Regions from separate parts of the Homo sapiens genome. Here region 2 is linked to region 1. A link is a loop called in an ENCODE intact Hi-C map of the cell type or tissue named here. Cell type or tissue: psoas muscle. All regions are shown on one strand. Region 1 overlaps TIGD6 (tigger transposable element derived 6). Region 2 overlaps PDE6A (phosphodiesterase 6A).

Region 1 (5,000 bases):
CGTGCGTGACTCCTATTCCATACAGTACTGGGATCAGAAAGCCCAATTTTGGATCATGTTTTACTACTATCTTAACTCTGAATTTGGGCAAGTGACCTTTGAGCCACATTTTTTTTCCATCAGTAAATAGAGGCTAACACCTTCTGATGACTGAGAGAACTAGGAGTAGATTCCTGATTGGAGCACACCATTTTGTAAGGAAATAGAGCACTACTCTCACCCTATACATGCCATGAAGCCTCTCCCAGAATGTCCTCCTCTTTATGCCTCGCTCAGTTCATGAGGGTACAGGGTTAAGGACAGTTTTTAGTCCTCCTTTTGCAGTAACCCTGAGCATTCTCCCAACCTCATTCCCACCTCACAGAGTGAAGGAGTTGAATAGTCTAAGGGTCCTTCCAGTCTTACCGTAGTGTGCACTCCTGCCTGTGAGCAGCACCTAGGATCCAGAGCCCTGTGAGGTACACTCAGTCATTCTGGAGCATCTCTGTCAGCCATCTTGGAGGGCCTCACTTCCCCATCTGTCCTTTCAGGGCTTGTGTCCTTGGCCTCTTCTCTCTTCACTTAATACCACTGCTTAAGTATTTTGTTTTCAGATCCAGTTGAGGCTGATGAAAGTATGACTCAGGGAAATAGCCACATGTGCAGGTATACACGTATAGCTCTAAAAAGGTTGGCTCATGGACTCCCATATGTTGAACACCTTGCATTATAAGCCCACTCTACATAACTTCATCCACATGTATGTCCTCAATCACCGTGCTATCTGTGGCAGCCAAAAAATATTTCTAGCCTAACCATTCTAGAACGCCAAACAGTCTATCTGTCTGTATATAAATCTCCAGGGCTGGTTGTTAACAGACAACTGCCTGGATGCCCAGAGACATCTCACATGTAACATGACCCTCAAACTTGTCTTCCTTTCTCCTGGTAACATACTTTGATCCTGGCACGACCCAGCCACTTAAGCAGAAACCTGAAATTTCATGAAATCTCCCTTTACAACTCCCACACTAAATCCATCTTACCTTGTAAATGCCTCTCAAATCCAACATGTTTTTCCTACCCCTCAGTGTTAATTATTTCTCTTCAGTACTATACCACAGCCTAACTAGTTTATCTGCTTTTCTACAATCCAACCTCCATACTAGTTATCAATTATTTTAATTAAAAAGAAGTTGACCATTGCTACTTAGGGCAAGTAGAAGGGGTCTCTAGTGCCTTTAGGATAAGTTCAAAATAAATGGTCTAACCCACAAGACTTAAAAAACTCTGCCCTTACATCTCCAGCCTTTCGTTCTACCACACATCCTTTGCTTGGCTTACCACCCACCAACCTTAGGTGCTCCCAAATGGGCCATTAAAAAAAAATACCCCAGGCCTTTATATATGCTGTTCTGCCAGGAGTTGCCTCCCAGCCCCATCTCCCTAACTCCCTACTTTTCCTTCCAGATACTTATCAAATGTCCCTTTTCCTTAGCAACATTTCCTACTGAATTCCTCTTCTCTCATTCAGGGGCTCCTTTAGGGTCCACCTCTATACTCCTGTATATCTTTGCATATCCTCTAAAATGACATTTACCACTCATAAAGAGTAAAATATATTATTTGCATATTCTCAAAAATGACATTTACCACTCACTCCCCCACGTCCCGTCTATCTCTTCTACTAAGCTTCTTGAGAGTAGGGCCATGTGCTCCATCCTTAGAGCTCCTATGACCTGCAGTGGGTTTATAAGGTTAAATAAGTTATTACTGCAAACATGGATATGTTTGTTGGGTAATTATTTCCCTAATACTGCCTCATTTCCAGAGCTTGAGTGTCTATCCACGATCAGTTACATAGCCTATGGTTTTTTGGTTTTGGGTTTTTGCCTTTTTTTGAGACAGGGTCTTGCTCTTTCACCCAGGCTGGAGTGCAGTGGCGCAATCATGGCTCACTGCAGTCTCAAACTCCTAGGCTCAAGTAATTCTTCCGCCTCAGCCTTCCGAGTAGCTGGGATTACAGGCATGAGCCACCACATCTGACTAATTTCATTTTTGTAGGAACGGGGTCTTGCTATGTTGCTCAGGCTGCTCTCAAACTCCTGGGCTCAAGCATTCCTCCTGCCTCAGCCACCCAAAGTGCTGGGATTACAGACATGAGCCACCATGCTCAGCCTGGCCTATGGTTATTAATAGGTTGGGAAAAGTCTCTAGAGAAGAGATGGTATGTAATGGAGGGGATTAGGTGGTCCCAGGCAGTTACTTCTAGGTAAATTGTTTGAACAAGTCCAACATCCTATGTCTCTTCCTTCTTTCCTTGTTGCCTTCCCTCTCAATCTGTACCACATCAGAGAAATTACAAGTGGCAGCTCCAAAGGTTTCTTCAGTTGACGCTGTCTCCCTATGTAGTCCACCTGTGCCCTCTGGTGGCCACAGTATGCTACCACATTCCACTTTAAAGATAAGTCTGGCTTCAGGTAGCATGAACAGCAGTTTAATAGGTCCACAACCTTGGAATTAAATTATCTGAGTCTACTGTGGTTTTGTATTATGATTTACTAAAAATATTAAATAATAAGTAAACAGTGCTTGAAATATAATAGACAATAAATCTTAGCTTACTTGCTTTTGAATCAGGGCCCTTATGAGTAATGGCACAGAAAACTTGAATTATCATCTATTGATTAGGCTGGTGGCTCTCAAACACTGAACCCCAAGACCTGTCAGTGGAAAAAAGGGCTGATAAGGCAGGTCCTTGACTCTAGATGATACTCATTATGTTCCAAATAGGGATGGAATGACAATAGAGTGCATTTATAGAACACTTAGTCTCAGGTACACCTTTTTATCCTCATGACAACACAATTGAGGTAGGTGCCTAGGTATAGTATGTTGGCCTACAGAGAGGATTAGTCAACTGGAGCAGAAGTGGGGTTGCCACTCAAGTGAGGTTGGAGTGACCAAAGAGGCACGGAGAAGCCACAGAAAGCCTGACGAGGGATAATATCAACCTCTTTTAGCTTAACAAAGTACCAAAAACCCCTGATATCCAATAGAATCGAAGTGTTAGCCAGTGTAAACTGAACTAAAAAATTTTCTTTTTCGGATGATTTCCATCTTCCGATGGAAGTCCAGGATCTAAATCATGATATATTAAGTAAATCAAGAATGTTAAATTTGTTATTATTATTATTATTATTATTTTAGATGGTGTTTCACTCTGTCACCCAGGCTGGAGTGCAGTGGCAACCTCCACCTCTAGGGTTCAAGTGGTTCTCCTGCCTCACTCTCCCAAGTAGCTGGTATTACAGGTGCCCACCATCATGCCCAGCTAATTTTTGTATTTTTAGTAGAGACAGGGTTTCACCATGTTGGCCAGGCTGGTCTCTAACTCCTGACCTCAGGCAAACTGCCTGCCTTGGCTTCCCAAAGTGCTGGGATGTGTGAGCCACCATGCCCGGCCAGGGATGTTAAATTTGTTTTTTTAAAAAAGCAAGTTTAAGCACATATTTACTGAACATCTACTATATGCAAAGCACTTAGACAAGCCCTTTCATACTAAAGTCTTGTGTGTATAAATGGAAGCCAACAGAAGTCCTGCAATGACTTTTTGGTGGAGGGACATGGGTTCAACTATAAATAGTATATATTCTATATACTTATCAAATTACATTATATATAATTCATTATCAAAGAACAGAGATTATAACCTGGATTGGAATTATATTTGAGGCAACTATATTCATGGAAAAATTTTGCAAACCCTTTTAAATGGAATAAAACCCTACCTTATCTCCAAGCCATTTCTAGTAGAATCAATGCTTAATACAGCTTTAAAAATAAGGTGGCTTCAACACATTGTACGTGTCTATCAATTTATACACAAATGTTTTTTGAAGTGCCTACGATGTGTCCAGCACAGTCCTAGGCACCATTAAGATTATAAAGGTTGACTGATCCCTGCTGTCATGGAACTTACAGTCTAAAGAGCCAGAGAACATCTAGAAAACATCTAAGTATTTGAGTGGTACAGACAAGAAGTTTGGAGAAGATGAGGGGAAAACAGGTGGAGTAGTTGCTGGAGTCTCCAAGAAAGCCTGGAAGAAAGAGGATTCCAGTTAGTTCCTGAATGTGTAGGGCCTAGCTTAGTAGAAAACAGGATGAGGCATTTGGGCAAGGCACACAGGCAGAAGTCGGTATGCAGTAAAAGAAAACAATGGCCTCTTCAGGGAGCATTATGTACACAGAATTGTATCGAGCTAACAAGTTGGAAATGCAGGTTGTAGTCAACTATAGAGGATACTAAAACTCAGCTGAATAGTTTTTTTTGTAGGCATTTGAAAGCCACTACAGACACTTGGGCAGGGGAAATGGTGTGATGCCAATAGATCAAACAATATGTGCAGAATGGACTGCAGGAGAAAGGTGAGGGAAGGAATTAGATACTGTGGCAGTAATCCTGACACGAGAGGATGATGACAGCAATTAAGGAGCTGACAAAGAAATACAACCACAGGACTTAGCCAGAAGAGTTTGCCTCTCCCACATGTTAAGAATTTAAAATATGTACAGTACTTTTAATTCAAATGATCATATTAGTTTATTAAAAGAAAAAATATCCAAAATAAGCTATAAAATAATCTATTTAAACATCTGCTGTTTTTCAGTGATTGTTTTGTTAATGTGGAAGCAACATTTTCTATGATTAATCTGCTGTTACCTGTTTTGACTGAGCTACTACAAAAAGAAAAATCACTGAATTGCTATGGGTTTCTGAAATATCCAAAAAATTAACCTGAAGCAGGGGGAAAAATGACATCACACCATTAGCAGGTATTGTGTGAAACTTCTAAAAATGAAACTGACATTTATCTGACTTATTAGGAATAAATACTCTCTAATGAACTCTCTAATGATCCTCTCACCCTTTCTGGAAAGTGAGAGGCACGCTGGGCTGTATGTTCTCCCCCATGATTCTGATTAACAGGATGCTCTATTATTATAACCTCCCTCCCTGG
Region 2 (5,000 bases), 58 kb before region 1:
TTTTTGAGAATCCCTGAAGTTGGCAACTTTCTCCTGGACTCTCAACCCACATAGAAATTTCTTTATCACTGGCCTTCATCACCTCATCAGTTTCTTTTCATGTACACTTTTTTTCTTTCCAAATGACTAAGGAAAGTACAGATTGTTTTCACTCACCTGTGCCCTAGATTGACTTTTCCCCTTTAAAGGCTGATACTCCTCAGTAGAGACCTATGTAAGACTTTCTACAACCATCCCAATTCACCCAGCCTCTTCCCCCGTGCAATTGAATGTGTGCCAAGACTCTAGCCGTCAGTCAGTGTCTGTTTAATCTTTTCTTGGAAATGTCTGTTGCTGAAGTTTTCTCACCTTCTGCTTGGTCATGTCTAAGAGACCCACAGAGTATCTGTCACAGTTGAGGAAAGCACGGACTGTGTACAGGGCTTTGTGGAACTGTCGTTCGATGTCCGTAAGTTCTTCAAAGACTTTGCTCCCAGACCACAGCAGTATCTGAAAAAACACAAAAACATATTCATAGGTTTTGAGGTGCAAAGTAGTAGCTCACTTAGCTGGAGAATAACAACAATTCTGTAAAGTTGTCTGGAGTTTATTTCATTTACCCTTCACAATAATCCAGAGAAATAGACAGGTTAACTATCCCCTATTTTTACTTTTAGATTTTTTTAAAGTTTTTAATTTTTTTTTTTGCTTTGGTTGACAGTTTATTAAATACACTACATTTGTACCTTATTCTGTAGTTTTTAAAAATTGTTCACACATGAACTGAGTAAAAACGTACTTTATAGAAAACCAAGTACAAAACTAAAATGAAAGAATGCACTTATTGCACACATATTAAACTGCTGAAATGTTAGAAATTAATCTGTACAAGTACCTAATGAAGAAGGTTATGAAATATTAGGTGGTTCGAGTTTCTCAAATCTGGCAACAGACCATGACTTTGAAAGTGTTAATGTTGAAGTGTTGATGGAAAAATGTCTATTAACAAAACTGCTTACAGTGTTTGAGAAACACGACAAAATAATTGTTTTTCTTTCACAGACATTTTTCTAAATCAATTCTCTACAGACTCTCTCCCATTCAGAATCAGTTGTGTGGACCGATGAGGCAAAAGATGAATTCCTTTTAAAAAACAAAACTGGAGCCTATTTACAAAACATGCAAAAGGAGAATTTTAAGCAGGTGTTACCTCCAGAGTTTCTGGAAGAAATATATTTTCAGGTTGTGGACTATAAAATGGCGTACAATGAAGAGACAGAAACAAAGAAGTTTGCAAATCTTTTATATTTCCAGCTGTTGAGATAATATTTTTGAGAGCTGATGTTACCTCTAGCGGCAAAACCAGAGCCAGCTATTAAGCAGCCAGAAAGCTACAGTAATTGAATACACGACCATTTCTCTTTTAGCACGTTCTTTGTTCTCCTCGTCCGGAAGTTGTAGACGTCTATTTAGTTTGATTATCTGTCGTCTTAGTGAAGCTGCATCTACAACAGTCAGGTCATCTGATGTTCCTTCAATTGTTGTATCTGTATTTGAAATGCCATAAAGAGAATCATTTCTGACCAGCTGTCCATTTTGGCGAACAGCAGTTTCACTCGTAGACCGCTCTCTTTTTAGTCGGCCAACTGCACGGATTTCTTCATTTTGAGGGGTTGTAGGAGGTCTTTCTAAATCCAGAAAATCTAGTGGTCTTTCACTTAGCCTAAGTACACGAGGTGCTGTTTTTAGTGCGAGGAGTTTAAAGGGAGTTGACTGAATAAGGTCAAGATCTGCTGGTCTTGAAAATGAAACATCCTCATTATTTCCTGCTACAACAATCCTCTCTGGAACTTGCATTATTATCACGCTAGCATTTGGAACTCCTTTTTGGAATCCCTGTTCCAGGTTGGCGTTTGGCGGTGCTACTTTTAACTTTTCTGGGACCCTCATTCGCTGACTAATGCCTTCAGTATATTCCATTTCGTACGAATTCGACTAATTTCTGCCATCTCAGCAGCAGTGGGAGAAGGAAATGCTGCCCCACTCACCAAATGTGTACCAACTACTGCTTGCTGTTTGGCACTGTCGGCTTCTGTGCTTCATATTAAATCCTTTAACTTGCTTCAATGTGCATGTGCTGGATTGAGAGACACTTTTGTCCCCCTCCGCCCACAGGAGGGTCCCGGTGAGGACCGCCGCCCTCCGGCTCCCAGGGCGCTCAAGTGGGCGCTCTCAGAGGCAGTTGGCCGAGAGCACGGAGGCGCCCAGGCACAGCACCGGCGGAGTGGCCAGCAGAGGGCCAGGGCAGAAGCGCAAAAGCTAAAGTGTTTGTTTTTATGTATTTATTTTTTAGGGACAGAGTCTTACTCTGTCATCCAGGCTGGAGTACAGTAGCACGATCATAGCTCACTGTAGTCTCCAACTCCCGGGCTCAGGCAATTCTCCCATCTCAGCCTCCCCAGCAGCTGGGACTACAGGTGGACGCCACTGCACACAGATAATCTTTAAATTTTTTGTAGAGATGAGTTTCCACTTCTGGCCTCAAGCAATCCTCCTACCTCAGCCTCCCAAAGTGCTGGGATTATGGGCATGAGCCACCTTACCCAGCCCATTATCATCCATTTATTTTAAAAATTTTATTTTAAAAATAGAGATGGGGTCTTACTATGTTTCCCAGGCTGGTCTCGAACTTCTGGGCTCAAGCAATCTTCCTGCCTTGGCCTCCCAAAGTGCTGGAACTACAGGCGTGAGCCACCATGCCCAGTCCAATTATCTTCCATTTGTAGACAAACAAACTGGGGCTCAGAGAGATGAAGTAACTGGCTGCTTTACATTGGGTCCAGCTCTTTCCCTTTCATTTATCTCATAGGTTTTTAATAAAAATAATAAGAAACTTCAATTGAGCACTATTGCCCTATATGCATTATCTCGTTTACTATTGATGGCAACCTTTTGAGGGTGGCACCATAATCATCCCTATTTTTCAAATGGGGAGACTGAAGCATAGAGAGATTAAGTGACTCACTTAGGGTCTTAGAGCTAGGCAGTGGTTGAGCAGGGATTCAGATCAAAGCCATCTGTCTTGAAGCTTGTGCATATAACCACTGTGGTATACAGCTTTACAGACAACCACTACCTCATAACACTCGTGATGCTGGCCAGAGACTGGCTTCCTAGGCACCTTCATTCCCATCTGCCTGCCAGTCCTGACCACATCAATGCTTCAGGGAAAGGACGAGTCAAGTCCATTCCCTTGGCCCAAGCCCCTTACCTGGCCACGTCGAGTTTCACAGTTGTGCAGGTAACTCAGGTGGTACACCTTCATGATTAGATTTGCAAAATTGAGGTACTTGAGAAGAATCTAAAAATCAAACAGCATGAGGGGAGGCAGGTGAGAAGAAGAAATCCATCCTCTGGCTACTTTTACCATCAGCAAATATCTGAATATTTTCAAAGCTTCATCAGAGACAATTTGGGCAGATGGATCCTAGAATGCAGACTCATAAGATGTTGCATGAGCATAAAACTCACCGAATGTAGAATGTTGATGTTGATGGGAGTGTATTCATGAAAAATAGCTACTATTTATTAATAAGTTCCCTATGAGGTTGATACTGAAAAATTATCAACATTTTACAAATAAGAAAACCAAAGTTCAAAGAAGTTAAATAACTTGCAAAAGGCAAACAGCTATTGGCGGAGCCAGAACAATTATCCCTCTATTCCTGACTCCAAAGCCCAATGTCTTAACTATTATTTTATCCTGCCTCCCTCAGAGAACATCAGGTGAATTCCCTGTCTTACAGATGGGAAAACTGAGGCCAGGTCAAACAGCAAAGTTCAGGGGACTTCATAGGCTGGGAGAATGTGCTAGCATGGCTATCCTTAGTCTCTAAAGCATTCTTACCTCTTCATCTCTCTTGGTGAAGTGGGATCCATCCACTTTATTCACAGCCATGATTATGGCCACCACATCCTTCCCATTCATTATGGGGGAAGCCAAGATGTTCTTGGTCTTGTACTCTGTGAGGATGTCCACAAAGTCACAGAAATGCTCATCCTAAAGGAAGGCAGAGATAAGCACGGACAGGCAAATGAAGAGCAAGAACAGTGGAACGGCCCAAAGCCCCTGTTGACAAGGGAATAAAGGTGCTTCCATCTATTCCTCTTCAACAGGGGCAGGGAAATCAGAGATGACATCTGTCATGGAAGCTTCCAAAATCCAGTAGAAGAAGAAAGTCTGAGATGAAATCCACTGAGGGCTGTGGAGGAGAGGTGTGCAAAGCAGTGTGGGTTCCAGGGATGGGAGTGGGGGACTGACTTTGCCTGGAGAAGGAGGGTTAGAGAAGGCTTTCTTGAGGTGATGACAATTAAGCCCAGAATAAAAACCCAGGGTACAGCTAAGAGGAAGCCGGGTAAAGACTTTAGGAAGTACAACGACAGTTGCTAGCAGGCAGCGTGCATGGCATTTTACCTGCGTTATCTTACTTTTATCTTCGCAATAAGCTATGAGATAAGTACCATCAGTAGCCCATCTTACAGAAGGGGGATCTGTAACTCAAGAAGGTTAATGTCATGTGTGTAGATTGTGTAGACTGTGTGTGTGAGTGTGTGTGTGTGTGTGTATGTGTAACTCCAGAGCCTGCCTTCAGCTCTGCTGCCTCTTAGAGAAGCCTGGATAAGGTTAGACTTGGGTCTAGGTCATTGAACAAAAGAATTTGTTATTTTCAGCTTTTTAAACAATCCAGTTCTAGCACCACACAACCAGTTCAGTAGATATCCCCATTCTACGAATCTTAGTAGAAACCCCACTATGTGTCAGGCCTTATGTTAAGCACGGGGGATATGGGTGACCAAGGTTCAGGCCAGCTCAAAGAAAAATCAATAATAGTAATGTAGGTCACAAGGGATTGGCTTGAAGCTCTGAGTGTATAGAGGAGCACACACCTCCATAAACCTCCCCTAATGCAGCCCAGAGAAGCCATTATAGGCTGTGGTGGACCATGCGGTCAGGATGAAAA

What was found. A loop is a pair of places that touch in the nucleus more often than their neighbours do. Peaks named below come from ENCODE experiments on the same cell type or tissue, not always from the same donor. Only the 100,000 strongest peaks of a DNase experiment are listed, where the experiment ranks them.
Region 2: a loop joins it to region 1, with 2.5 times the contacts of the local background. A loop is called at or near these places in 9 of 110 quality-filtered maps.

What each region holds. Positions count from the first base shown.
Region 1 is chr5:149,988,561-149,993,560 of GRCh38, forward strand. It overlaps TIGD6 (tigger transposable element derived 6), which reads right to left. Exons shown (of 2, transcript NM_030953.4): 2 at 4,558-5,000. Among named protein-coding and RNA genes, the nearest start is that of TIGD6, 9.6 kb to the right of the region's middle. RefSeq lists an enhancer at 2,271-2,330. In psoas muscle, a CTCF peak has its summit at 2,403 (motif pointing left); a DNase peak (open chromatin) is centred at 2,421.
Region 2 is chr5:149,930,680-149,935,679 of GRCh38, forward strand. It overlaps PDE6A (phosphodiesterase 6A), which reads right to left. Exons shown (of 22, transcript NM_000440.3): 2 at 3,887-4,039; 3 at 3,251-3,340; 4 at 349-489. It also overlaps the pseudogene MFFP2. Among named protein-coding and RNA genes, the nearest start is that of PDE6A, 12 kb to the right of the region's middle. In psoas muscle, a CTCF peak has its summit at 2,269 (motif pointing right); a DNase peak (open chromatin) is centred at 2,232; H3K4me3 peaks cover 1,805 bases; H3K27ac peaks cover 1,459 bases.